Regions from separate parts of the Mus musculus genome. Here all the other regions are linked to region 1. Evidence: chromatin loops called from intact Hi-C (ENCODE). Cell type or tissue: left cerebral cortex. All regions are shown on one strand.

What was found. A loop is a pair of places that touch in the nucleus more often than their neighbours do. Peaks named below come from ENCODE experiments on the same cell type or tissue, not always from the same donor. Only the 100,000 strongest peaks of a DNase experiment are listed, where the experiment ranks them.
Region 2: a loop joins it to region 1, with 4 times the contacts of the local background. A loop is called at or near these places in 5 of 42 quality-filtered maps.
Region 3: it touches region 1 in a loop (3-fold over the local background); 8 of 42 quality-filtered maps call a loop at or near these places.
Region 4: it touches region 1 in a loop (2.7-fold over the local background); 7 of 42 quality-filtered maps call a loop at or near these places.
Region 5: a loop joins it to region 1, with 3 times the contacts of the local background. A loop is called at or near these places in 20 of 42 quality-filtered maps.
Region 6: a loop joins it to region 1, with 2.6 times the contacts of the local background. A loop is called at or near these places in 4 of 42 quality-filtered maps.
Region 7: it touches region 1 in a loop (2.8-fold over the local background); 5 of 42 quality-filtered maps call a loop at or near these places.

What each region holds. Positions count from the first base shown.
Region 1 is chr4:98,320,160-98,324,159 of GRCm38, reverse strand. It overlaps 0610025J13Rik (a long non-coding RNA gene), which reads right to left and starts at 2,804. Exons shown (of 3, transcript XR_376450.3): 1 at 2,653-2,804; 2 at 913-1,851. In left cerebral cortex, CTCF peaks have their summits at 1,485 and 1,686 (motif pointing right); DNase peaks (open chromatin) are centred at 1,756, 2,661 and 3,014; H3K4me3 peaks cover 1,212 bases; H3K27ac peaks cover 918 bases.
Region 2 is chr4:97,036,250-97,040,249 of GRCm38, reverse strand. No RefSeq gene overlaps it. Among named protein-coding and RNA genes, the nearest start is that of Gm27521, 120 kb to the right of the region's middle. In left cerebral cortex, a CTCF peak has its summit at 2,415 (motif pointing left); a DNase peak (open chromatin) is centred at 2,401.
Region 3 is chr4:97,674,305-97,678,304 of GRCm38, reverse strand. It overlaps a transcript of Nfia not described here. Among named protein-coding and RNA genes, the nearest start is that of E130114P18Rik, 92 kb to the right of the region's middle. In left cerebral cortex, CTCF peaks have their summits at 2,108 and 3,063 (motif pointing right); DNase peaks (open chromatin) are centred at 1,502 and 2,029; H3K4me3 peaks cover 406 bases.
Region 4 is chr4:98,003,028-98,007,027 of GRCm38, reverse strand. The region is part of intron 4 of Nfia (nuclear factor I/A); the gene reads right to left. Among named protein-coding and RNA genes, the nearest start is that of Gm34218, 18 kb to the left of the region's middle. In left cerebral cortex, CTCF peaks have their summits at 2,461 and 3,752; DNase peaks (open chromatin) are centred at 2,525 and 3,073; H3K27ac peaks cover 1,284 bases.
Region 5 is chr4:97,563,286-97,567,285 of GRCm38, reverse strand. No RefSeq gene overlaps it. Among named protein-coding and RNA genes, the nearest start is that of E130114P18Rik, 19 kb to the left of the region's middle. In left cerebral cortex, a CTCF peak has its summit at 2,316 (motif pointing left); a DNase peak (open chromatin) is centred at 2,362.
Region 6 is chr4:97,579,642-97,583,641 of GRCm38, reverse strand. The region is part of intron 1 of E130114P18Rik (RIKEN cDNA E130114P18 gene); the gene reads left to right. It also overlaps a transcript of Nfia not described here. Among named protein-coding and RNA genes, the nearest start is that of E130114P18Rik, 2.9 kb to the left of the region's middle. In left cerebral cortex, no CTCF peak of the experiment used is centred here; DNase peaks (open chromatin) are centred at 296, 857 and 1,645; H3K4me3 peaks cover 1,435 bases; H3K27ac peaks cover 2,894 bases.
Region 7 is chr4:96,704,024-96,708,023 of GRCm38, reverse strand. No RefSeq gene overlaps it. Among named protein-coding and RNA genes, the nearest start is that of Cyp2j5, 42 kb to the right of the region's middle. In left cerebral cortex, a CTCF peak has its summit at 2,269 (motif pointing left); DNase peaks (open chromatin) are centred at 2,263 and 2,537; H3K27ac peaks cover 402 bases.

The sequences.
Region 1 (4,000 bases):
CCACACATTGCAATTTGTCTCTGGGATGTCAGACTGACCTCCAGTTGAGAACCAGTCCCACTGAGTCCCTCCGTGAAACAGTGGAGGTGTGACCATGGCTGGATCTAGGAATATGCTTATGAAAAAGAAACAGGTAATTCATATCATGCCTTCACTAGCTGTCAATAGAAGCATGGGACCCACTCTGGAGCTTTGCACTGGAGATGGGGAAGTGAATGGAGGCAGTGCAGGGTGAGCAACTTATCCTATCACGTTAAGGTTAGGAGCCGGAGTCAATCAGGAGTTCGAGTAGGTAGGCTCCTCACCACTGGGGACTGAACCAGAGCTGAGCCTCTCAAACTCTCTGAGCTTCAACTATTTCATTCAGGATAAAATGAAAACAGGATAAAAATGGAAAGCCTCATAGTCCTTCTGTGAAGACAGATGAGATTCTATACATCATGTAGTTAGCCCAGAGCCTGGAATGTAGAATGTACTTAACAATCACGCATGGCTACCATTGCCATCACGATCAACAGTTAGGATGTGTTTCTATCCTCACAGTGATGTGATTTCCACTTGGTCAGTGGGTTGTGGTCTGAATCTGCAGCTTTGGATCCCAGCCTTCCCAGAATCATAGTCACCTGACAAAACGAAGTCAGAACCTTATGCTGGAAGGACCCTTTATATTATAGACTCTGGGTGTTAATTTCTACAGCAAAAGTTCTACTTCAACTGACTGATACTATCTTCACGTCTAGCTGTCATTGGGAAACTCAATAGCTGCATTATTGCACATCTTGGAGTAGTAGAGGTGCTATAGGATCAATACTGGATATCAACGTGTGTTGATTCAAAGAAAATGCACCTGCCTGCAGTTCACTAACACACAATCTCCAAGACTCCTTTAGGCTCTAAGAAATAGACTCTTACCTTTAGACCAGTTGGCATTAGCTTGGAGCAACACTTGATTTTTGGAACGAAAGTGTATGAGCAGCTGCTTTGGCTGAGAGAAGAAATCTGGGACAGAAGCTCAGGGATCAACCATAGGTAGTTGGTGGAGCCAGCTACCTCCTTTAGCCAGTCGGCTAAGAATATGTGTCAGGGCAGGCTAGCTTACAGAAAGATGAAATGATTCTCTTTCCTTACAAAATAAATACCAAACACGTCAATAAAATGTAGGTCTGAACTAGGTCTATGACCAGCAAACTGACATAGGAAAAAGCACTTAACGTTCAGGAACCCGTCTTTACGCAACTGTAAAGGGAGGCTATGGGATGAATTTGGCAGTTGTACATTACTGCTGCACACATTGGAGAGGGGATACACACAGTTATTGTAGACTTTACTAGCCACCAACAAAATGTCTGACAAACATAAATATATCTGAAAGTTGTTGTTGTTGTTGTTTTTTTTAAATAGGTTGGTTCATTCATTCATATGTTCATTCACGCTACTGTTGTGGGAGCACACACTCTTCGCTGAGCGTATACTGGGATCACAGACTGCCTTCGTCCTCAGGTTGGGTTTACATAAAGCAGTTAGATCAACTCCTAGGGCAGAGCACTTAGACAGGAGTTTCTGAGCTGGGTAGGCTAAGACGGGTGGCCTTTGTTGGAAATGCTGTTGCTAGTGGCTGGGACCAGGTCCAGCCAGCTCACAGCAGCTTGCTTTGGGGTCGCACTGACGCTTGCCTGGTCGCCGGTAGGTGGCGGCAGACGCCCTGGCGGAAGGCGTTGCGCTGCGCCCCGCTGGCTTGGCTCCGCCCGCCGGGTCCGATGCTTCGCGCTCCGCCTCCGGAGCAGCCGAGTGCGTCTGAGGCGATCCCGTGCCAGGCTTGGGGACGCTGCCAGGTTTCTCTCAAATCTTGGCCTAACAAAGGGAAGCAAATTACAAAAATGGAAATTTTCAAACTAGCGTTCAGTTGTATTGAAATCGACGTTTGTGTAGCACGCAGGCACAGACCACATTCATGCTATTTTGTGATTAAAACGATACCAAAAATACCTCCTTGCTTTAGTTTTCATCTTCTAAAACGGCCTCTTCCCCTTTTCTAATTGCTGCTTTACTTTGGGGGAGCAGCGAGCCCCCGGCCACCGTAGAATTGCTAACATTTGCATCAGGACAGTTGAAATCTGGCCCGGGCTGCTATTCTCTCTGTCGTCCCCACCCCAGTCTTTCCTCCTCCCCGTCTCTTAGACTCCGCTGTTTCTCTCGTTCTGTCCTCCCCCCAACCCCCCTTCCTCCTTTTCTTTGGGAGTTGAACTTTAACCCAACCTTGTGTGTCCTTTCAGCCTAGGGGAGTACAGATAAAGACATTGCTAGGCACTGTACGGGGAAGTTTTGTGTCTTGTGTACTCGGTTTCAAGTCTTAGGACAGCGCGTAAATCCTCAGGGCTCCTCTTGATTCAAGCAGCAAAACCTGACCATGGCCTCACCAAAGCTCTGGTTACCTTGCTCTCCCATTAAAAAACAAAAACCAAACCAAAACAAAAAAAACCCCAATGATTTTGAAGCGGCTCTTGAGCTGGCTCTTGAATGGATTTTACTTAACATGAAGTTGTATAGAGCCCGACTGTGTCCTCTTGGCTTGTTTTTGCAGTTGCTAGACAGGCCCAGTCCCCAGTGGGCTTGTGTGAAAGGCGCCCTCCTCCCACCCCCAGCTCTCCGCACCATTTCTTTCCTTGGAAGCTTTGACTGTCTCCTTCCGCAGCAGCTGTGTCTGCAGTGCCTGGAGACAGGTGGGGGAGTAGCCTCCCGCTGAACCTGCCAATTCCCTCTCCAAGGACTGTCTGAATAGCTATTAAAAATTAAAGGACACGCACACGTACACACACACACACACACACACACACACACACACACACACACACACACACACGCTTTCGTTCTTTGTTTTCTGGTGGAGGTCACTGTCACACCAGAGCAATGGTACTGCTTTGCCGACTGAGATTAAATTCTACAGTCCTTCTCTTGTCGGCACTCACCAGCCCACAAGAACCCATTGCCACATCTTTTGGGCCCTCTAGAAGATCTGAGTTCTAGGAGTGGTCAAGTGCCCACTTGCAATGGATCTGGAGAGAGAGGTGCTCCCAACCCCAGGAGATAAACACAGAGCTCATGAGACCATGGTTGCAGTTAGGGATCCCTTGTTTATCTGTATTTGAGTCTCAAAACTAGAACTTTCTAGGGCAGGTGTTGAGTATCCTCTGCACACTGGTAAGAGTTTAACAGGTTCCAGAAGAGAACCGGAAGTCACATTTTCGTTCCCAGCCTGGATTCAGGACCTTCTGCTCTTCCCTGGGGGCTTGACCCTCAGTACCCAGCTACCTCTCTGCTTTTCCCAGGGCTGTTGCCCGCTCTTAGAATTCCTCCTCCTCCTCTTCTCTGATTAGCAAACGTTTGGTCTCTTTAAAGACGTCTTTCAAACACACCCTCTCCAGTCTTTCATGGCTGTGCCTGTGCTTGGGTACCTCTGTAGTCAGTAATCCTGCCTTAAGTTAAATGGGACAAAGTTGCTTGACATACCTGCTGTGCTGTGCTGTGCTGTGCTGATCTCTCTCTCCCTCTCCCTTCCTCCCTCTCCCTTTCTCCACCCCTCCTCTCCACTCCCTACCTCCCTCTCTTTTCCTCTCTCTCCTTCCCCCAATCTCCACTCTCCTTTCCTTTCTCTTCCCCCTTCTCTCCCTTCCTCCCCTTTATCCCCTGAGAGAATATATTCTTTGCTCAGGCCAGGAATGTATCTTTATTTATCTCCTAGCCTGCACACCAAAGATGCCCGGGAAACTCTATGTGATGATAAGGAAACACACCTGGTTCTTAAATGATCCCAAAGGGCCAGCTTGTTTTTCTCCAGTTCTTGCTCCATTGGCAGGCATCTCTAAGTATGTCTGCAGAGTGGAAAGGAAAAACTTAAGGTTGTGTTCACACGTGACTTTTCCATAGTTCAGGGAGAGTCTTCTACTAATGAAGGTTTGATGAGCACACAGATGAAAACTCCTGTACCCCAGCGTGTGCACAG
Region 2 (4,000 bases), 1.3 Mb after region 1:
GTTTTATTTTGTTTTGTTTTGTTTTTTTCGAGACAGGGTTTCTCTGTATAGCCCTGGCTGTCCTGGAACTCATGGCATTAAAGGCGTGTGCCACCACACCAGGCTCTTGTTTGGCTTTTTTATTGTTCCTTGTTATTTTGCAGTATGGAGGGTTGAACTTGGGGCTTCATGCGTTCATTCCATAACTGAACAATATCTCTGCTTCCTTGTACATATTTGTGATACTTGTAGCATTGGTAGTCAGAAAATATGTTTTTCATAGGAATACAAATTCACCTTTAGTAGGTTCCTCTTCAGCTTGCCAGTATTCTTGGTGGTAGAAGTTTCATGCAGTCTAGAAATGCATGTACTAACTCAGTTCTTATACTTTGGCCTTGCATTTTTAACTTGAGAGGAACATAATTTGGTATTTGCATACTCATGTTCTTATTTGGGAATTTCCCCTTATCTTCTGGGGAAAGGAATGTAGAGATAGGACCAGAGGGAGTGATAACTAGAAAAAGCAGCTAATCTATCTTATCGTATCAGTCCTTGTTAACTGTGGTACCACTAGTAGCTAGGATTCAGTAAAATACCATGGCACTGTTCTCTTCAGCTGAAATGTCTGTCACCAGGACCTCGACTTTGATATTCAGAGGAGCACATGTCACAGTGTCCAAAGATCCACAATCATTAATGAAGTAAATCATAAAAGCAATGCATTTGTTCAAATTCTCAGGTCCAGCCATCACTTTCCTTCACAGGCATCCTTGTGCATCACCTATATTTATAAATTCTGCTGCCCCCTCCCATGCAACACTCTTGAGTGGTGGTTGCCTTATTTGTTGCAGTGTTTAAAGCCAGGCAATCTTCTTAGCCCAGATCAGCTGACTGAACTTGAATGAGTCCCTTTGCTTCTTTCAGCCTCAGCCTCTCCTCTGTTCGAGACTGCCCTGCGATGTAGTGAAGCATACGTTCAGGCTATAGGGAGAGGTGTATGGCTGATTCCATGTAAAGCACAGTAGCTTTCATGTAGTATTTTCCTCAGTAACTCTCTGAGGTTGGAGGCTCCCAACCCTTTTTAAAAATTTCTATCTGACCATTGGACTTCTCCTTGCATTGTAATTGTGTTTATCATGCTGGATATTGTGCAGGCTTCTATACACTTTTAAATGATTATATAGGATAGAGAGAAATCCCTATATTTTAATAAAACATTGATCATTGAGAATTCACCAGTTCTTAATTATTTTTGTTATCATGTTTATTATTATACTCCTGGAGGATTATGTTTAAAATATGCTAGAAACATTATAGAATCGTTTGGTAAGTTGTATCTCTTTCCTACTCTGTTTTCAGTGCCCTGACCTTCTTTTATGAAGCCTTCCCTAGAGGAAGTATTTATACTTTTGAGCCTGACAGAAACTGTAAGTAAGAAATTGATTCACTTTTTGCATTTGAATTAGATATTTGATAAGACTACATGGTGTCATCAAAGATTAAACTATATACAGGATACATCATCAAAAATTTCATATATTTATGAATATTTTCAGTATTCAAAGACTGTAGAAGGCTTCAGCAATGATCTGTCCCATGGAATTAATAAAGGAAGTTTGAGTGTACATTTCTATTGATTTACTTTATCATTCCTTGATAATATAAATAAAAACACCTTCAAACATTCCTAACACTGCCATCCTCATTGCAATGTTCTTTGCTGATCCCGATAGGAAGCAAACACATACACTGATTATGTCACATTAGGCTTGAGTTGCAGCACTAAGTTGGTCAGAATGACAAGAATTTAGCAAAAATGACTGAAGTGTGAGAATTATACCATAAACTTGCCTACTTCACAGGGTGGGTAAATTGAATCTACATATCAGAGTAAAATATAAATCTAGTTATGTAACCACATGTACACCCCCCCCCAGAGATGGTTATTAGATATGTGGTAGCCTACTACTGTCATAAGGACAAATCTAATGTGTAGCCATCTTCTTTCTGGCTCCTGAGCAGATAATAAACAAAGCCTGGGATCCAGATAGCAGCCAAAGAAAATTCCAAGCCACACAGTCTTGCCAGCATGGCTGTGCCATAACTGTGAGTCTCTGGCACCTGGTTACCTTGATCTGTCACAGGCTCAAGAGAATGTGTCATACCCCCATTCCCACTCCTTTAGCAAGGTTCAATGTCTTTGTCCAGCCTCAGCTTGTAAATAAAGTAAGAGAAACTCAGATTTACTGGCATTCGTAGCTGCTCACAGTTCAAGAGTTCTGGAAGGTCTTCTTTCCAGAACTTTGGTTTCTATGGGATGAGTGTCGTCCTGGCTGGTTTTTGGCTCATATCTAAGTGCTGGATCATCTCCATTCATCATTTCTGGGCTGGACAAGATTCTCTTGTCTGAGCTGTGGATGTCCCCTGCTGGAAATGGCTGTTCACTGCAGCTGAGGGAATTGGTACAATTGTGGCAGCTGTGGATGCACTTATGTGTGTCAGGACATCCTCCCTGGCTGATTACATGATTCCCACCAGGAACACAGTCAGAAAACTCACTCTGTGACCCTGCTCTTACACTCCTGCTTTATTGGCAATTTCACCTTCTAAGTTATGATAACCACTCCTTATAAAGCACGGTATGTGTTAATATGACAAGCTCTCAACATTTGTTTCTAAAATCCATAATCTTGTTGCATACAGAATGGATTATCTTATTTAAACTGTCACATATTAATAAATTCTGAGTGGAATTACAGAATTTTATATTGTAAGAGTTCAGGCCTTGAGAATAGGTGGCCCCCATTAGTGTAACTTGCACAGGATATTTGTTTTACTTGTCTTCTTGTCCACAGGGTGCCTCTCCTGATACAGAGAATACACAAAACCACTTGGCTGTGGTTTTTCATCCTCAGGTGCAATTTTTTTCTGCTCTTCATCTTTCATTCTATATGTGCTCATTTGCAGCATTCGTGCCAGTGGGCTTTGCTTTGTTCTGCTTTCTATGTATCTGATCAAAATCCTCTCCCTTTTCAAAGCCTGCTTTTTTTTTTTTTCATCAGAAAATTTAGGGAGCTTTACTAACTGACTTAATTTTCCTTCCAAATGTAAAGTGCTGCTGTGACAGGCATCCTATGTGAAAGACATTCTGTAGTCCATGTTTCTGGGAAAATTCTCATTGATGAAGGAAACAAAATTCAGTTGTGTACAACTTATAAGATTATAAGAGGTGAGAGTACAGGCTAGTTCTTGGTCTGGACTGTCATTTGGGAGCATACTTTTCAAGACAAAAGCCACTAATCACTTATCCAAGACATCAGAGGATGGGCAAAATCAACCGTCCAGTGTCCAGCTGAATCACAGTTGCTGATTGTTCCAGCCAGTTGGGAGTTTTCACCATGTGATCAGCCCAAAGGCATTTCTTCAGCTGCCAGCACAGAGGCTTGTCGAATCTGCTAAGAAACCAGATGCAGCAAATACATATCCTCTACAGCCTGGCATCTGGGGTTTGTGCCTGCCAGCTGAGGAAAAAAGCCTGGGCTGCATGGAGCTCAGGGTGGAGATGTGGAGATCATAGACAGAAAACAGTGAGATCATCACATGTTTCTCATTGTGCTAGAAAAAAAAAAACCCTATTGTTGGAGAGCATGTGAGAACTTTGTAAGAACCAGATTAAGTATGCCTGGATTACATGATGGAACAATTATATGCTGTGGACTAACACATATTTGTTTTACTGAAAGTCTGTTCCTACTATTTTACTTTTTTCGTATGCAAAAGCGCTTATACAATTGACTCAGTGCAACTGTATTCATCAAGCAATCCATCTTATTCATATATATTTATGTGTACATGATGCATGCACATCATGTATATGTCTTTATTCTTCTTAGCCCATTAGTTTTTCCCAGATAAGAACTTCAATGTTACCTTCTTACTACCATTGTAGACCATAAGTGACTGGGTATTCTGGGTAATACCCTTATTTTGTTTTGTTTAAATCCCTTTCCCATATAAATTA
Region 3 (4,000 bases), 650 kb after region 1:
TCCTCAGAAGAGAGAGGACTTATTTTCAGTAGGGAGGATTAGGCTGGCGTCAAGTGAGGCCACAAGAAGATGTAAACTGAGACTCAGAGGACAGTGGTGTCACAAATGGAGGCACAAGGAACTTCAGCATCAGTGTAATCTCATGACTTTGTTCCCCAGAGGCGATCTCAGCTCATACGCACAGGCAGTCTCTTCATGTTTGTCCACTTGGGTAAAGGCTTTAACTATAAGCCAAACCTCCTCACTTCTCTGCCTGCTCTCGTCACGACCTGCTTCTCAGCAGTGCCTGCCTGACATCGTTTAAAACCAGCTACAACCAGAGACTATACTTTCTTAAGCCCCTGTTCGTCTGCTCATGGGGCACTCCCTCCAGCCTCGGTGGCTCTTCCCTGCCATCCTTTTGGGAATGATGTAACTGAGCAACACACTTCACAATGATGGCAGTCTCTATAGAGATTAGGGACTTGCCAATCTATAGGCTGCCTCCTATTGACTTGGAGCATGTCGGGGGTCTCACAAAACATTAATCCACACAGAAAGCCTGTGAAGTCAGTTCTGTTATTCTCCTCCACATGTAAATGGTTGGAGCCTGTGTTGGAGCTGTCTTAGATCCAGTAGGTTTGTAAGATGCCATGGTAGAGACAGGATCTCAACAATGCTTTATGAGTTTGCAAAGCCCAGAGACAGGTTATTTGATGTCTGGCAGTACCTGTCTAGACCATAGGCAGGGAAACTAAGAAAAGCTCTATTGGGTCTGTGGCAACAATATCCTGACTGGATAGCGATGTTCATCTTAGAGAGAGACTGGCTTCTGTCACCAATTTCCTCTCTGGAGAGCCAGGATCCATCTTGGTACTATCAGGGGAGGATTCAGTTCCCACAGAGGGGAGCAAGATCATTTTGGTGTGCTTTGGCCATTTATCTGTCATCTGTTTGTCCCTCAACCTTCTCTCCAGCTCTCATACCATCCAGAAATCTTTACTGGGATGTACTCTTTGTAATGGAGCATGATAAGTAGATTCATATGTTGCTTGACCCCAAGGATCTTGTGGGATCTTCCCGAGGAACACTGGGGTGGTACTGGAGTAAGGATGGATGCTGAAATGGTTTCTACAGAGATGGCGACTAAGGGAGATAGTTCAGAGAAACTGAGGCAGATGGCTCTGTCTGCTGCTTCTGTGCCTGCAGATGAGTGTCCTGGCTAGCCAGCTGCCCGCTGGCTCTGTCTGTCTCTTTGTGTGCTAATCAGTGGACCCATAGATGTTCCTCTTCCACAGGCAGCTTTCGACCTAGAGGTTGTGTCACGGTGTTGCCTGCCAATGGAGGTCACTTGGCCTGCTGAGATGCGCTGAGCCTACACACAGGACCTCATCTGCATGGGGAAGGTCAAATGAGGTTGAGCCCACTTCTCTCTCTCTCTCTCTCTCTCTCTCTCTCTCTCTCTCTCTCTCTCTCTCTCTCTCTCAAAGCCTTTTCTGCACAGGAACTGTCTCCTAGGGTGAGGAACAGAACAGCTTTGTGCTCTCCTTTGAGTGCTCACTGCAGGGAAAGCCCAGCCACAAGCTACAAAGTCGTCCAAGTTCAACCCCCAGACACAGTGTGCTGTGCTCAGAAATCACAAGGGAGGTAGGAAGGCTCAGAAGAAAATGCAGACAGGGGACCTTGAGGAGATGGGAGGGCAGTGAGCCGATTTTTCATGTCAGATTTTAAAGATCTTGTCAGAGTCTTCCTGTTTTTACATATAGAATTGGTAAGGTCCGTGTTTCACTCCTGCATTTTCTTTGAAATTTATCTTTGCTTCCCATCTAGCATGTATGTTGGGAAGAGGGACAAGGGTGTGTGTGTGTGTGTGTGTGTGTGTGTGTGTGTGTGTGTGTGTGTGTCAGAGCTGTTCTCTCCTTCTGGGGTTCATCTGCTTTTGAGAGCTGCTTGCTCTTCGCTGGCCACAGAAGAGTACCTGACATTCAGGCTACTGCCTTGAATATAATTGAATTGCTGGGATGTGCTAAACATTGCAGGGCTTTAAGCTGAAGATAATTTAATGATGTGGCCTTTAGGATTGTTAATTAGTACTGTCTGTATGAGCATGTAACAATAACACCACCTACTGTAAAGTGAATGTTCTACACTCAGAACACTCATTTCTTTAGGGCTTCCTGCAGAGACGTGTGCTCATTAACTCCTTTGATGACAAAGGCTTTTCCCCTTTTTGAGGGGTTCTGCAAGCTTTGGATTCTCACGGTCGGTCTCTAATCTCTCATTCTTCTGCGTAAAGCCATGACGCAGCTGGTGTGGGCAGGGGCATAGAGAACGGACACTCAGACCTATGCTAACCGTGACTTGATTGATCCTTCTCTGCTGGGCTGCCGGGACACTGTCGCTCTGGAGAACAGAGAGCAGAGAGGCTTAGGAGACGATGTGGAGAGAGTTAAGAGAGAATGCAGAGAAACTGGAATCCCGCGCTGTGTTAGTGTGAATGCAAACAGTGTGAAGGTACCTTGAAAGTTAAAAGCAGAACTGCCACGGGATCCAACACTTTCGGCCATTTATCCTAGAGGTTTGAAATCAGGATATCAGAGAGATATTAACCCTCCTTAGTTTACTACAGCCATATTCAAAGTGAGGAGGATGCAGAAATATCATGTCCCCCGAAAGACAAGTGGAAAAGAAGAGATTCGTATTCATGCAATGGGATGCTGTTTAGCCTTTAAAAGAAGGCTGTGAACCCTGAAAGCATTATGTTAAGTGAAATATATGTGATAAAGTGAGAAAGATTGCACAGTTCCACTCTTACAATATCTCAACATCAAATTCTTGTAATAAAACAGGAGATTGGTAGTTGCCACAAACAGTCTAGGAACCAAGCAAATGTCCGGTTGACAGTTCAATAGCATCAGTGTTCAGCTCATCAGGTGAGTGAGTTCTAGAGGTCGGCTATTCAACACTGTACCTATGCTCACTATATCTGACAATCCAAATGTGCCAATCTAGGGTAGGTCCCATGTCGAAGGTTCTCAGGGAAGGTGAGTGGGATTGCTCAGTGGTAGAGCACTAGCTCAGCCTGTAGGAGGCACTGGAACATTCACACACACATACATATATGTATGAATGAACATATAATGATATGTACAAATATATACAGAAATGAGCACATCCATGTATTCACATGCAAGATTAGAGAGGGAGAGAGGGGGAGAGAGAGGGGGAGGGAGAGGGGGAGGGAGAGGGGGCAGGGAGAGAGGGAGAGGGGGCAGGGAGAGAGGGAGAGGGAGAAGAGGAGGGGGAGGGGGAGGGGGAGGGAGAGGGAGAGGGAGAGATCTGGCCACTGAAGTCAAGGTGTTACTTGCACTTTCTTACCCCATTGGAGGAAATGGTCCATGAATGGCTGCTCAGTGAGCTCAGAGGTTCAGGTGAATTGTCAGCTTAGAGGAAGCCTCCATGTTAATTTGGGGAAGTGGAAGCTGTAGGTGGGAAGGAAGTGCTCACTCTGTTTTCCCATTTGTTATAACAGGCAAGGGCTCTTCCAACCACATACCCTTCTCTTCACTAACAAGTATATATTTCCAAAGCTGCTTATATTCTTCAGTGAGAAAAATGCCAGCTATATTTAAATACTTGGATATTAGACTATGTCCTGTTCTGTGTTCAGCCAAATCTTCCCATGACCATGCTATAGGCCCTGGTATGGCCCTGAAGATCCTACTGTCAATGCCTCAGCTTCCGCCACCTTCCTCTCTGGGTTTGCTTCTGTCTCACCCTTACAATTTCATCCGGCCTCTAGTCTGGAGACTAGACACCAGACGTAGTTTTGCAGACTGATGGAGAACATTACTGGCTGACTGTGGCCATCCTCTGTCAAAGCCAGAGGAGGCCTTGAAATACTTTTCAGTGCAGAGCCTGTTGATTGAGCTGGAACTGAGAGCCACTCACTATTCCAGTGCCAGCTTCTTGGCCCATTTTTCCCCTAACCTGTCAACTGAGCTTTGTCATGTCCCTGACC
Region 4 (4,000 bases), 320 kb after region 1:
TGTCCTTTGTTCACTAAATTCCCATTAGCTACCCAGAATGTTGGCAGAAATGTAGGATTTGGCTAAAAATCACGAGGAATAAGACTTTTCTAGATAGATGAGTAAGAACAGTACTAGTATGTTTTCTTCTGTCACAGCTGTTACCTGACGGGACCACTAAATGGCTGTAATAAACCAAGCTTTAGGACACAGTCCTCAAATCAGTCACTCATAATTATACACATGTGAATATTTTTAAATAAAATTGGCTGATAGTGGTCAGCTCCAGGATCAGCTCAAGAACACACAGTAGATGATCAAGGGCAAAGGCTTAAGCCAGTAATGATCAAGGTGATTACCATCATTGAGCTCTCACTAATCCAACATGAGGCGTCCTGTTATGTTACCTCTGTGTTCTTGAGAGGTCTCCCCAGTTTAGCACTCAGATTTATGCTCAGCCTATAGCCAGGACTTACTTTAAATATTTTGTATTAAATAATTATAACCTACGAAGAAAACACAGGCAAGAGGCACTGCAAATATTGACCAGAGTCCCACAGCTATTAAATTTCAAATGTTCACCCCTATTATAAATCCTGAACTATTTCCTGGCATCCTACAGGCATGTGTGTGTTTGATAGTCTGTGTTAACCACACACTATGTAGGTAGAAGTTACTTAGAAAAGATTAGCAGTAGATGGACCTAGAGAAACAGGGACCATGACAACAAGTTAGTATGCATATCAAAGTATAGTGTGTGTTTCTTTTTCCAAGATCCAGTGTCTATCATAAGAGTGCTCATGAGTCTGGGAAATTTAGCAGACCCTTCAGTTGAGGATAGAGATAAATGGCCCAAACCCAGCCATGAGCAGCTCTAACCAGGACTGGCAGGAGTATGTATATACCAAAGAGCACAGGGCACACATGCACAGTGCTACCCAGTGTCAAAAGCACACTCCCTCTGACCTAAGTGTGACCTACACAGTAGCTCACACACACTGCTCAGGACATATATTCAACACAGGGCACACATATATCTCATGGTCGGATGGGACCAGCTATGGATAAAGTAGCCTGTGGGTGGGGGTGTCCTCTTAGTAGCTCATCGTCTTTTGGTTGGTGAGGAAGGGAAGGGATAGACATCAAGGTTAGCCACCCAAATGTGAATGGTAGAAACCCTAGTGCAGCTGGTCCACTCCATTTGCTTCCTGCTTTACTGTTCAAACACTCACCCCAAATGAATCAAGGAAATAAAAATTGTATGACAAAGCATTCTTTGGAAATAATTCAACTTCAACATTTATTTTAAAATTGTATTGAATTGAACTGGGAGGAAATCTGTTAGTTAAGCCAGATAGACTGATTTTTTTTCCCTTTTCTATGAGTGTGGCAACATTTATTATTTCCTCTCTGTGTGGGGGCTTGATTAAAACTAGAAAATGAAACATATCCCATGGTGTAATACATTTAGAATGAAGTGACTTAGACTCGAAAAAAACCTTAAGGGACCGATTAGAATTTTCTATTATATGGCTTACTTAACAGATTTTCTTTAGAAGCTGCATTTTGGACATAGAGAAGATTTTTTTTAAAAAGGCCATCCAACCTATTGTCTACTACACACCAGACCTTCCTTCCAGAGGGGTTGATTCTGGCTTCTATGCATAAGATGTGTGATGTTCATTTTAAAATTACTAGTAGAGCCTGCTATTGACCATCTAATTATGCCGAGTTCCATTTATAAACATAGCTAACCACTAAGTTTATGGAGACTTTTTGTGCTGCTTTAATAGGATATTGATCGAGAGCATAGTTTGAGTGGCCTGCCATTGAATTGTGTAATGCCAAACAAAGGCAAGGTCACAGTGACGGTCCGGGCTGGGCTGCAGTGGACGTTTTATTATCGTCTTTTTGTTTCTTCCTTTAATGCTGAAGTCTAAATGGTTTCTTGCTTAAGAGTATAAATTGTATAAAAAATTAATTTCTGTACCATGATCATTGTTACTGTGTGTGTTAACAGAGGAGAGAGCCAGCAGGCTGCCTGCTCAGACTAGGAAGTTTTTAAGTCATCCTCCTCCAATAAAGGTAGAAAGAACCGCCACTATTTAAGTGGTAACCCTCAAAAGATGCCCCCTCCCCGGGACTTCTCATCTGAGGCCTGCTTCTTCATTAGTCTTTCCAGATAAGGACAATTTGTATTTTCAAGTTTGAGCTTAGCCCTACCAATGTCTCATTTTCTTACTGTGCCTCTCTTAGCTGAGTTAATTTTGCCCCAGAACTTCTTTCTACACGTCAGGTTAGACTAGATTCATTGGTTCTTACAAAACTGCTGGTCAGAAATCCTAAGTGCCTGCGTATGGGCGCTGGAAGCCATACCAAGGACTTGAAAAAGAAGTTCAGAACAAACTGCATTCGGAACTCCCATGATGATTCCTGTGTGAGAATCTCAGCAGTGCACGTTCCCAAGGCAGAAAACAGCCGCTAGGGTGCCACCTCATGCCAGGCTGAGGCACAGGCCCGTTCCATTCACTGCCACTCTCCATTGACAAACAACTTGGGAACCCCGAAGTCCATCGGGTAGCCAGGCTTTGTGGCAGAGCCAGGGCAATTCATCTGCTGGACTTTAATAGATTCTGCAGCCATGTAGCAGGAACTCAGCACAGGCTGAGCAGCTGAGAGTGGTTTTCACACCCAAAGACTCTAAGGCCAGCCACAGTGTACTGAGAATCCTGGCTTTGCAGAATTCCAGGGCTGTGAAGTCATCCCGAGCCACGAAGTTTACTTAACCCTTGCAGCCAGTTTGGGTGTAACAAACCACGCTGGCAATCGGAACAGGCCGGAGCAGAGGCACAATGGCCTGTGTGTGTATCTGTGGTCTTTTTACTCTTTCCCACGGAAGCCTTTAAGGTTTCAGAATCTCTCCAGCAACTTCAAGGAAAACACTCAGCACTTTAGAAGGAAATGAGCAGGAGTGGAGTTTGGGACAGAACTTTTTGAGTTCACACCAGGAGGGACATTTGGCAGCCTCAGAGCACGTACTTTGAGGAAACGTTGGCACAAAATAAACAAGAGTGGGTTTGACAGAGAGCCCTTGAAGCAGGGACGTTCAGCAGCCAGCAGAATGGGCTCTCCTTGGCAGCTCAGGGGAGGGGCCTATCTGGAAATGCCTGTAGTAGAGGGCTTTGTGTAGTGAAGCACCTCTCAACAGATGGCTCCTGTCTCCTCCTTCATGGGATTATGCTAAAACAACCTCAGGGATTCGGAACCCCAGGCGCTCCTGGGAGCCTCTCCCCTGTACTGAATTCTTCTTTTTCTCTGGCCCAGGGTGCAGTGGTCTGTGTTTTCTCCCTCTCGTGGAACAAGGTAATAAATAACTAGAAGTGCTTTCAGATGGTCCTGCCACGTGTGGAGATGGGCCACAGAACAAATCCATACTCTCAGCGCCAGCGTCTCCGTTGCTACAGTTCACAAACATTAGATGATAAAGGCAGAAATTAAAGGGTGCTGGCGGGAGGCAAGGGTGAGGGAGTTTGTGACTTCCTGCAGCTCTCCTGGGCCAGAGTCCCTAGTCCAGCAGTTCCTAGCATCTGCTCCAGGCATTTATTGTCAAGCAGCCTGGCTGTCTAGTCTAACTCTCACCTAGGAACTCGTGAGACTGAGCTGCTCTGTCATTGCCACCACTGTGGAGATGATACTCTCCCAGGCAAAGACATGAGAGTAGTTATTTAACTTGACTCTTCGTTTGCAAATACTGAAACAGCTCCCCCTACCCCATCACAGTGAGAACCTCACTGGACTCCTGGGGGAAGTAAATATTTTTACTATCACATGTAGAAGGCTAGCACTATGTATCTGGAAAGAGAAACAGTTTAAGACAAGGGTATCGTTTCTGAGTAATATGGAGTCTCCACACTGTATGGGGTCACAACTAGTTGTGATTGTGGTAAGGTCATAGACTCAACTTCTTTATGCAGTTCGGATGGTGTGTTGTGCTGGGTATTTTTGTCATCCTAACACAAAC
Region 5 (4,000 bases), 760 kb after region 1:
TGTTTTGTTCCCTAACATTCTATTTATACTATAGAATTTCCTTTTGAACTTGGGGATAGGTGTTCTGAGGCAACAGGGCACCACGTTCTTTATATGTGGATCTTGTCCATCTGTTCTTAGTTTTTTCAAACTTACTGTTGGCTCACAGGTTTCTGTCTGAATGGCCTGTCTGTTATTAAGAGTAGGATATTATGATTTTTTATTTTTATTGTGTTACTGTATATTTCCCAGGTTCTATCAATGTTTGCTTCATACATTTGGGTGTTCTGACTACAAATTCTGCTGAATTCACTGTTTTTATCCCCCCCCATGTATCACCTATCCATCTATCTATCTATTTATCTATCTATCTATCTATCTATCTATCTATCTATCTATCTATCTATCATTTTTTTGTTTTTCATGACATTTTACATTTTAAAATATATTTTTCTGGTATGTGTGGAGCAACCTCTGTTTGTTCTCATTTCATTATTGTTTGTAAGAAACATCATTTATAGTTTGCTTTTAGCCGTTACACATCTTTAGAGTGTATCTCTTGGAGACAGCAAGCGGTTGGATCTTGTTTGTTCAAAATCCATTCAGATATTCCATTTCTATGACCAGGAGCTTTGATCGATGTATTCAAAAAATTTATTATAGAGAAGAACTTAGACTATCTCTTTAGCAATTGCTTTTTGTCTGTCTTACAGTTTTTGAGGTCTTTTCTCTGCCTTTCTGTTTTGCTGTCTACTTTTGTAATGGATACTTAGCATCTTCTTGTTCTTCTCTGTCCATAATCTAAAGGTATCGTCTTTGTGTTCACCGCAGGGTTTGTGTAGCATGACTTATGTTTATAACACTGACTTTAAGATGACTTCAGCTTATTTTCAACAGTGAATGCAAGTTTTATGTTTTGTTTTATTCCTGAATTATTTTGGGAATGGGCAGACCTTGTGTGTAATCAGTAAATGTTCTGACTTTGAGCCACATCCTCAGCCCTACGTGTTGTCATTAATGTCACAAATTATAGTTTTAAAGCTGTATTCTTCATTTATGTCCAGCACCATAGATGAAATACTGTATGAGGTGAAATTTCACACTGCTATTATGGTATTTCCCTAGTCTATGCATTTACTTGACTATGCATTTCCCTTCGCCATTGAGCTTTCTACCTTCATTGCTTTCATGGGACTCTTTATCATCCTTTAAATTCAATTAAAATTATCTTTAGCATTTCTTATTTTCATTAATGTAGTGGTGATGAAACCCCTCAGCTCTTACTTATCTGGGAAGGTATTTCTGCTTTATTTCTGTGGAGACTATAGCCATATGTAGTATTCTTGATTGACACTATTTTTCTTTAGCACTTGAACATATCATTGTGTTTCCGTTTGCCCCGCAAGCTTGCAATGTGAAATCCCTTCTTATTCTTACCAGGCTGTCTTTGTATGTGACAAGTCACTTTTATTTCTGTGCCTACAAAATCCCCTATCTTTGATTGTTGACAATGTGATTGTAATTTCTCAGATGCGCTTCTTTGGTTTAATCACAGCTAGGGTCCTTTAGACATCTAGATGTCCATTTTCCCTCACAGGGTCACTTATTCACACCATCTTATTATCTGCCTCTTTTCTGTTCTCTCTCTCATCTTTGTTTATTGTTTTTAGCACTAGGAATTTATCCAAGAACCCAATAAACTCTATGGCAATCTCCCATCGCTTTCTTTCCTAACCACTCTACTTTATGATAGCCTCTCATTTCCGTAGGATTGTTTTATTCTCTTTTTGTGTTCATTTTTACTATGCTTCTGATTGGATAATGTCAATGTCTTTGTGACTGCTGATTCTATCTTGTGAATGAAGTTACTACCATTGTGAATTTTCAGTTCTATTCTGTGTTCTTTAGCTTTGAAATCACTGTTTGGTTATTTAAAAAAAAAAAAAGAGAGAGACTTGATACTGTTATTCTATTCATTATGTTCTTGTGAGTTGATTGAATGTAACATGGATATTTTGAATTCTTAATTTGGTCATTCACTTAACTCCATTACCTGAAGTTAGGCTTTGGAGATTCTTTTGTTCCTATGGTTGGGCCATGATTTCTCAGGTTTTTATGTATGCCTTGTACCTTTGTATTTGGTTGTACATTTGAAACACACCTGCCTCTATATCATTTTACTTCAACTATGTACAAGGAAAGACTTCCACAGTCATTTGAGGTCAAGATTCCAGAACCTCGTCAAATTTGTCTAGGGATACATTTTTCTATGCTTTCATGAATAAGCCCGGCAGAGTTTTGCTGGCTTAGTCTTCAGTTTGTAATCTCTTCCTCCCTCTAGTGTCTATCTGTAGTATTACAAGTTCCAACGTGCTAAACTATGTGCCTTTCCCTGAGGCCTTGGGGACCATCAGGAACCTGTGTTGGGTAAGCCAGAAACCAGTCTCTTTGAAGGTCCCTGAAGAGCTGGGATTTTTTCTTTTTTGGACACATGTCCGCTCCATTCACCCCTTCCACTCCCAGAGCCACAAGCTGGGCTCTCACTCCCTAGGTGGCAGGCTGTGCCAGTTTCTGTTTGTGGTATTACAAGTTCCCTGGCACTGACATGAGCTGCCGAGCTCACTTTTGTTCTCTGCAGCCCCTAGGCATGAACACTGTGAAGTATGTGAGAAGGAAATTAGTTCCTCGAGAGAAGAGACTTTGAATGCAAAATCTATTTTTCTCTTTGCCCTCCCCCCCGCCCCCCAAGGAAGAGACTGATAATTGGACTTTTGCACTCTGGAAAAGGAGACGTTTGATATGGAACGGCATCTTTTACTACATCTTCTCTTTATATCTACCACCTCTTTTACCCCTCCCCCTCTCTTCCACACTCCCTCCTAGTTTCCTTATTTTTTTTCCAGATCGACCAGTACTATTCAGGCTGGTCTTGAATTTGTGTTCGTCTTACCTCAGCTTCCTAAGTAGATGGGATTAAGGACGGGTCCCTGCACTTGGTTTGCCACTCTCAGCATGACTATTCTTGGCTTTGAACTTATTTCTAGGGTTCTCATGAAGGCATTTCCCACTCACATGTGTCATATTATAGTCACTCTTTCTATGAGGACAATGAGATTTGGTGCTTCTGATTCCACCATCTTGCTAATATCATCGTCCTCTGTCTCTTAAATAATGAGAAATGAAAGCATTCCCCACCCTCATGTGCGGAGACACTAAGTCTTCTTTCCCATATGCCGCCTGAGACCTTCTCCCTATCTTTATACAGTTGTATTAACAACGTATCTTATTCAACATGGTCCATCCCGGGGCTCTAGGCTTCTAGGAGCAGATGCAGTATTACATTTTACTCAAGGTCTTGTACTGGAGAACCCCATATTTCCTAAATATATTTAAAAAATAGTGGAGAACATATGGGTGTCTGTGTCTATCAGGTTCTAGTGTTGAGAGCTGTTGTATACAACTGTCCTAGTTAGCTTTAACTGTCAACTTGAAGGCTAAAATCACCTGAGAAAATGAAGTTTCAATTGAGGGATGGCAGAAGATGGGCTGGCAGAGGCATGTCTGTGGGGGGTTATCTTAATTATCAATTGATGTAGGAGAACCCAGCCCACTGTGGAGGGCACCATTCCTTAGGCCAGTGTTTCTCAACATTCCTAATGTGTTGACTTTTTATTTAATACAGTTCCTCATGTTGTGGTGACCCCCCAACTATAAAATATTTTCTTTTGCTACTTCATAACTGCAATTTTGCTACTGTTATGAGTCCTAATATAAATATCCAAGCTTTCTCATAGTCTTAGGTGACCCTTATGAAAGGATTGTTCATCCCCTAAATGGGTCATGACCCAACTGCCCTAGGCAGACAGGCTGCATAAGAAAACTAGTTAAACACAGGCGTGCCATAAAGCCAGTAAGGTGATGTTCCTCTATGGTTTTGCCTTCAAGTTCAAATTTAAAATCTGCTCTGTCTTTCCTTATTGGAGGTCTGTGACTTGGAAGTGTAAATCTCAATGACAATAAC
Region 6 (4,000 bases), 740 kb after region 1:
AAGCAATATGACCATCTCATACAAGCAAACCTTGTTCTTGCTGGCAGAAAGTCTAATGGGAAAATAAATGCCTTGAATACGCTCAGGGTCGTAAGAGATAGAGGACTGCGAATCTCATTAGCCAAAAGCGCTCTGTGATACTGTTCTGTAGCCACTGGTAAAGTTTCAGACGTCTAGGTAAGAAATTACGAGAGAAAATAGACAAGTACACACATACCCACAACTACTTTTACTCAAGTCCTTGGAATGGACATACTGAGTCCCAGGCAGCAGCCGAATAGAATCCTGCAGTAGCTCACTTTTAAAAGTCTCAGTCTTCCGAATTCCTACGCCTTGCCAAAAGGATAGCACCATTTGTCCAGGAAGGGAGAGTGCTTTTTTCTGTAGATCGTACAGTGAACCATGCCCTGTTTTGAAATCCCAGTCCTCAGACTCCCCCTACAACATCACACACACTCTCCTTTTCTTAAACTGATATCTATGTGAAACGAGCTGAAGTTCACGGTCCAGTTAGGAACGGATAATACATTCATTGTCCTGGAAGCAAACTTTTTTTTTTTCTCACTCCCTGGATGAATTCACGCTTGCTGTAAGAATAATAATTACGGAAAACTAGGAATGCGGTGCTAACGAATTAATCCTTAACGGACACCACCCTAACGAGGACAGCAATGATTCTGGGACTCTCTTCCTCACAGGACAAGCGTCTCCTGTGACAATGAGCTATTGTCCATCCTCCCACTTCACCCCAACCCTTAGAGATCCCAGAAGTCAAAGGTTGTCTGGCCTGGTTGACCATGACATGTGAGTTAACTCGTTCTGCAGCTACAAGTTAGGAGTTCCTGAAACTTTCTTGTGCCCAGAGAAATGGAAAGAAAGGGTGTGTGGGTCCGTTCCACTCGAAGTTGGTGGTTCTTAGAGATGGAAGGTCTGCTCCGATATAAACAGATATGGAAAAGTTAGATGTCAGAGCTCTGGTCCCCTGAGGAAAATGACGAATGGAGCCTTAGAGTACTCTCACAGGTGACTTAAAGCATTCCAATTACTGGGACATGAAAGGGTTCTCACAGGCAGGGCTTGCATGCACCAGTCCAAGGTTTGATATGCATCCCTAGTAAAATCTCACAGCCAAGGAGAACCATGGACCCCATAGTTCTCAAAAATCAAAAGTGAGGAGGGTGTGAAGCTAGACAGAAGACGCGAAACCCAAGGGGCAGGGCAAACAGCTCTTTTTCTTTTAATCTGCAGACATCCATAGCTAAAATACAGAATTCCACCTTAAAACTTTGACAGTCTTAAAAATGTTTTTAATATTAAAAAAAAAAAACCCACACCAAATACCGTCCCATGGAAAACAAGGGCAAGCATTACTGGGAACTCCAGTTGCACAGTGGCAGAGAGAGGGAGGGTGGTAAGAGCAAGCAGTGCGAGGCAGCCTCACTGAAGAGTGTAAAAAATCAAATGTGAGTTTGATGAATGTGAGGTCTGGGACATTTTGTCAAAGAGGGAGGGAAAGTAGAAAAGGGGGGGGGGAGGAAAAAAAAAAGGCAGTCCCGGCTGCCAACTCACCATCCACCAAGTTCTGGCCGAGATGTCGTAGCAAAGCTGCCATTTGATGGAGCCGTCGGAAGCTTTCCCTGCCATTACGCTGTCAGCAAGCTTCATCTGATGCTAACTCACGGGAGATAAGACACCTAATTGAGAAAACATTTGCAGTGGCATGTGGGGCAACATGTAGTCCGGTCCATACCATATGGAATCATGGGTAAAAAAAAAATCTCCTTGACAATGAACCAATCTCTCCCAGACCCAGTGGCAAGGTGAAGTGGAGATGAGGAGTCTGCTGCTAGAACTGTCTTCCCTTCTCTCTCTTTAAAACAAGAGCCCACTGCTACACATCAAAGGGAGGTGGTTAAAATTAGGGCTTCATCACTCAGATGATTTTGGTCTGCAAGGTTTTTCCTTTCCTTCCAACAACCCCCCCCCCCCTTGCTTTTTTTTTTTTTAAGGAGAATAAAGAGATTTAATAGGACAAAGGCAGGTAGTGGACTGCGGAGGGAGATCGCCACAGGCTATTAGCCTAAAATTTCTGCCTGACAGATGGAACTGCTTAGAGACTATCATGCAACGTTTGGGGCTTTTTTTTCCCTCCCCCCAACTCAGACTCTAAGTCTGATTCAGTATCTGTCTTTCACAGCCACCCTCCTCAAGATTGTGAACTGCGCATTTTAGAAAGTGTTTGTTGCTTAGGTTTTGCTGTGCTACACATCTCCCTTGGAAGCAAAGCAAAGAGTCTAAAACTAAATCTGGGAATAACCGAACAGGTTTTCCAAGGAGAAAAAAAAAAAAAGATTCCAGGGGAAAATTATTTCTCTTTTTATACCTTGTTTGTGGTTTTGGTTGTTATTGTTGTTGTGTATTTTTAAAATTTTTAATTAATTCATTAGTTAATTTGGTTATGAAAGAACCTAAATACAGGACGCCAGCCTCAGAGTCCCTTGCTTTCTGGTTCAGTTGGCACTGTGTTTCGTTGTGTTTTCATGGGAGTAAAGTAGTACATTGCTGGCGCGGTGTGCGTTCTAGCCAACACTAGCCTATATAACTACATTTTTTTATTCGATGCCGTAGAAATGAATTCTGGACATCTTCAATCTTTATTAATAAAGTAAGCAGTCTTTTATCAATTCATTTTACACAGTTGCAGTTAAGTTTGATATAAGAGTCTATTCAATCAGGAAAATTTAACTCTGATTTCCATACTGTAACCCAGTCATCTTATTTATAGGAATTTACTTTAAGTTATGCCAAAAATTTTTTTGGCCTGAAAAAAATGTAATAATATGGATCTATCTATAAGAAATACTAGAAAAATGTTTTGTTTTGTTTTTTTTTTTAAATGGGAAGAAGTCTAGACAGCTACTGAATTCAAGCCACTTACTGAAGACTAACAGGGAACAGGAAGTGACCAGAATATTCTCTTTGGTCACTTGTGTTTGGTAGCTGCCATTCCTGAGAGCTGGGCTGGGCTGGGACTGCAGAGAACACCTGTGTGAGAGTGACACTGAAAACTCTTAGTGAGTTTTGTTTTGTAGCTGAGCAACCTTTGGGTCCCCAAGTTCCCACTGGTGACTGTCTACAGTTCTGTACCCAGAGGCCTCTATGTGGGTACCTCAGGGCGTGGGAGAATTGATTACTATTTCTCGAAGGGAGCAACTGCGATCATTGACGAGTTGTGGTTTTAACATTTCATCTAGCTAATGAATTTTTCCTAGGCATAGTTTCAACCTAATTATGCTTTGGTAGTTTTGGTTCAGGTCTTTAAGTTGCAAAGAGGTTACCTTGGTTTTTTTTTCTTTCTTTGTATTTATGGACCACTCCTTAATTATAATAGGGATTGTTGTTATTATAGTCATTGGTATCATCATCATTTAATTATTTAGCATTATGGTAATACAGCAGTTAGCTCCTTTTGACCAAAACAATTTCAGTAAAGTAATGTCTAGTCTTTTAGAGCCTGAGGTGTTTTCTCATTTCAAGCATGGCTTCTAAGCTGCACTTAGGGATGACCATACAATAAATTAGGCAATTTTTCCTCTTCTTTGTGACCACCCCCCCCCCCCCCGTCCTGTTGTAATCTTCTAATAACATGGACTTGGAGGATTTCTCTCCATCTTTGGGGGCTTATTTGTGTTTGTATGCCCTTTGTCTCAAGTCTAAGGAACCTGTGATAGCACAGCAAGTGAGTCCCCTGAGGGACACTTGTTCCTTTCAGAAACGCACCCCAACTTTCCCGGCCAAGTCCTTCTCAGCCTTGTGCAACCGCAGCGTTATGAAAATGACCATCTGGAGGAAGACAAGGAGAAAATTTGTAAATTCTACGTATAATGTAAAATAGCAACGTGACCCCACCCCCACCCCCTTGAAGGAATAGGAAAAGGAAGCATTGCTCTGTCTTTGAATCCACCTCTCGTTCTACCCATTCCCCTGCTTAGGCCCCCTG
Region 7 (4,000 bases), 1.6 Mb after region 1:
ATGTAATGAGAATAGATATGAAAAAGTTCTTTCTAGTCACACTGACCTGGATTCTGCCGGAATTTGCTAACACCCTAGGTTCTATTCCCATAGTATGTGTATCATCTCACAATTGCAGCAAACCACCAGGTACATGAGAGGCCCATATGGCAGATGAAAAGACTGAGGATTTGACTAACATCACACAATTTACATGTGAGAGAACCAGGACTATTTTCCAAACACAGACTCTTTTCAGAACACCAACTCTTCAAGTGTGTTTCAAATGGAGACACTGACCAAGAAATTGTGATTTTTGTGTCTTCCAATAACTGTAGTATGTAATGGTAGAAGATTACCATGTGAAGTAGGTATACCTATTTATAAAGTCCTGACATTGCCCTGGAGCTAGATAGGGGACGATAATCACATCTGGGTGAGATCATAGTATTAGTAGAATCTGATTTAGAAAAAGAAACTTTGAAAATTGGACTTAAGTTGTAGATTTCCAATATACTATCTCGATGATAAAGGCAAATTACTTCACTGTCTGAGATCTACTTCAATAGGAGTAAGAAATTTGGAAAAAGCGATCCTAAGATCTGGGAAGGCTCACTGCTATAATACTAGCCTGACAAGCAAATTGTATCCACTAGGGCAATAATGTCATGACTATTATAAAGATAATATATTAACTGATTAAATTTGAGGCTTGTTCCACAGCAGGGAGCTCATGGCCAGTACAGCTAGAGGCATTTCAGAGGAGTCTAGTATTGTCATTTTCTAAGTGGTAATGTCATTAAATTACTTTCTAAATATTTATGTTTGTAAGCACAGATGTGTGTTTTTCTTAGTGTTGGTGAGAAAAACTTCTTTCTTCTTCTTTTCTTTTTCTTTTCCTTTCTTCTTCTTCTTCTTCTTCTTCTTCTTCTTCTTCTTCTTCTTCTTCTTCTTCTTCTTCTTCTTCTTCTTCTTCTTCTTCTTCTTCTTCTTCTTCTTCTTCTTCTTCTTCTCCTTCCAGTAAGAAACAAACGATGCTGAGATGCCCTATTCTGAAAATAGAAGATTAGGAGGGCTCATCCATAAATGGGATATTTGTATTAACATTTCCTGACCCGACCTCAAGGAACATCACAGAAAAGAAGTGCAATGAAATGTAATCTTTTAGACACAACAGGATGTTTTAATGAAATCAATAGCTGTTGTTATATTTCTGACTCAGTGACCAAAGCTCAAGAAGAGGTGAGATTAGGGTGGTGTCTGAACCTCATGACCTCTCATAGCAAAATTTAGTATAGAGGAAGGCTATAGGGTACAACAGAATATTTGATAGTACTAGTCTTAGAGACAGAAGACTGGGGCTTGGGTCAAACTTACCATGCCCTCTATGTTACTCATCAGTGGTTAAGAGCATACAACCATAAGATCTTACATACTAGAAATAAAATGTCTGTAGAATACTTAAACAACTAAAGACCCAAAACAAGTTGTCTATTCTTTCAGTCTAAAGAGTTCTGTACTTTCCTTTTCTCTCTAAGTCCTTTCCTTTCTATTCCCTCCTCCTTCTCTTCCCCCCCAACTCATGTGTGTGTGTGTGTGTGTGTGTGTGTGTGTGTGTGTGTGTGCGTACGTGCATGTGTGTGTGTGAGACAATAGAAGGAAAAAGTACTTACCACATATTAACTGTTTGCAACATGAAATGGGATCGAATGTTTATGTAATAAAATGTTATTCATAATTAAGAGCTAAGACTTTGGAGTCAAAGGTCTTCTATTCAAATCCCATCTCTACTCATTCCTTTGAGACCTTAGAGAAGTCATTTAATATCCCTGAGCCTCAGGTTCCTCATCCCCAGAAAGGACACAGTAATATTACCTCGTTAATATCACCAGAATTGTAACCCATACTCTTGCCCTTACATTTACTCTAAACCCCAACCCCAACCCCAACCCTATCCCCAACTTCTACACTAACCTCTACACTTACCTGATCCCTAACCCTAATTGTAACCCTTATACTCACACTTACCCTTACATTATCCTTCAAACTGTTGTGAGAATTAAATACATTAAAATTCATAACATACATATAAACCAGTGTCTTTCTCAAGGTGAATCTTGCCTGTTGTACTTGTTCTTGTTGTAACTAACTAAGTGTTGCTTTTCCAGTTTTCCTAGTGATGTAAACCAAATTCACTTTGCCAAGATAAGGCCAAGGACACTGTTTTGGTTGCCTTCCTGCCAAATTTGAATTTAAGAACTAGGAGCTAAGAGCTCCCTCTGCTGCCCAGAACTGAAACAGCACTACCACCTCTGACAGCTTTATTAATATTCTGTCCTTCATGCCCTGCCAGTCTTGCCTCCTGAAAATGTGCTTTCTAGACTGATGAAATTGCTCTGATGTACTAAGATCATCAGCGATGCATTTTTCTAAGCAGCTGACTCATGGTTTTTTTTTTTTTTTCAATCAAAAAGAACTATCCTTCTAGACTGGAGTTAGAATTTAAATAGCTGCCTTTACTTTGCTCATGTCAGGAAGGCTCAGGAGGCTCACTAACAAAGAGAGTCCTCTTTGAATCTGGCAAGAAGCTAGGGCTGGAATACTAGAACAGAGTGTTCCCATCTACAAATCATTTCCACTCTGTAATGTGTAATGAAGCTTTTCAAGGTGAAAGCTTTGGTCTTGGAGTCTGAAGAGAAGGCGTAAGGAGGAAAGGGAGAATAGAGGACAGACAGAGAATGGAGAGCTTCATCTGTGTCTAGGACTCCCTTTAGGAAGTACTTCTCAGGTTCAGGAGTATGCAAACAGCCTTTCAAATGAGCAAAGGGGCTCCATTTCCTGAGAAAGGAAGAAGAGTTCACTGAAAGCCTGCGATGCCAGAGTACAGGGATGCAGGGGGATACAGGGTAAGTGCTCAGGTTCCTCACCCTGAGTTATATAGTCATTGTACATTTGAAGACAGAGGGGAGCGAGGAGTTGAGTATACCCATGCATAGAAGTGATAAATGGTCAAGGTAATGGAAATAACAATATCTCTTGATTCAATCACTATACAATTATGAGGATACATTTATAAAATTGCATCGCACACACAATTGTGTTCTCTAATAAGTCCTAAAATCAGTTTTGACTACCGTGTCAGACGTCTTGTAAGTAACTCCTTTTTCTAGCCTCACAACATAGTGAGGTAACGTCTCCATGCCTAGATATGGAAGGAATGAGTGAGATTTCAAAATGTAAAAGATGGTGGCTAAAACTCAAGCCTCTTACCACACTATCTCCAAAGACTGAGATTTCATTTGGGGGAAATGATGGCCTGAAGTGGCAGGGAGAAAATCAGAAGTGTTCTGAAGAATAGGGGACCCCCTAAACACATTGTTGCCATGGAGGCTGGCAAGGATCACTGGTGGCCCATCTTTCCTCTCCTTTTCAGGAGGAAACACTTGGTCTGGGTAATATTGGGCTCCCTAGAACATGAAAACCCTTCACAATGATGCAGTCTACTGGAAAATTCTAACACACATTTAAGAAGAAAATAGTTCTACACAGATTTTCCTAGTGTACAGAAGAGGACCACATAAAGTTTTCACAAATACCAAAAGCAACACATTACAAAGAAATTTGCATGCTAATGTTATGACTAAACACTTAAAATTCTTTACAAAATATTATCAAATCAAATCCAAAAATGTGTAATACCAAGTGAGACTATGCCAGGCTACAAGGCTGGTTCAATCTCATAAGCAAACCATGCTAATAAACAAATGAAAAGAAGTCACCACACAAACATAAATTGTGGAGTGTAATGTTAGCATTCTTCTCATGAGAGGATAAAGGACCTGATATGGTCAGGGTCATAAATTAAAAATAATCTTGACTCCATCTCTTTGGATCACAGAACTATATGGAATGCTATTCTTGTGGAAAGCCAAAGAAGTTATGATACTTATGTTCTTATTCCACCCTAGTCATTTGTTACCTTGGTTACAATCATCAAAGTGATAACTTTTTAACTCTTAGT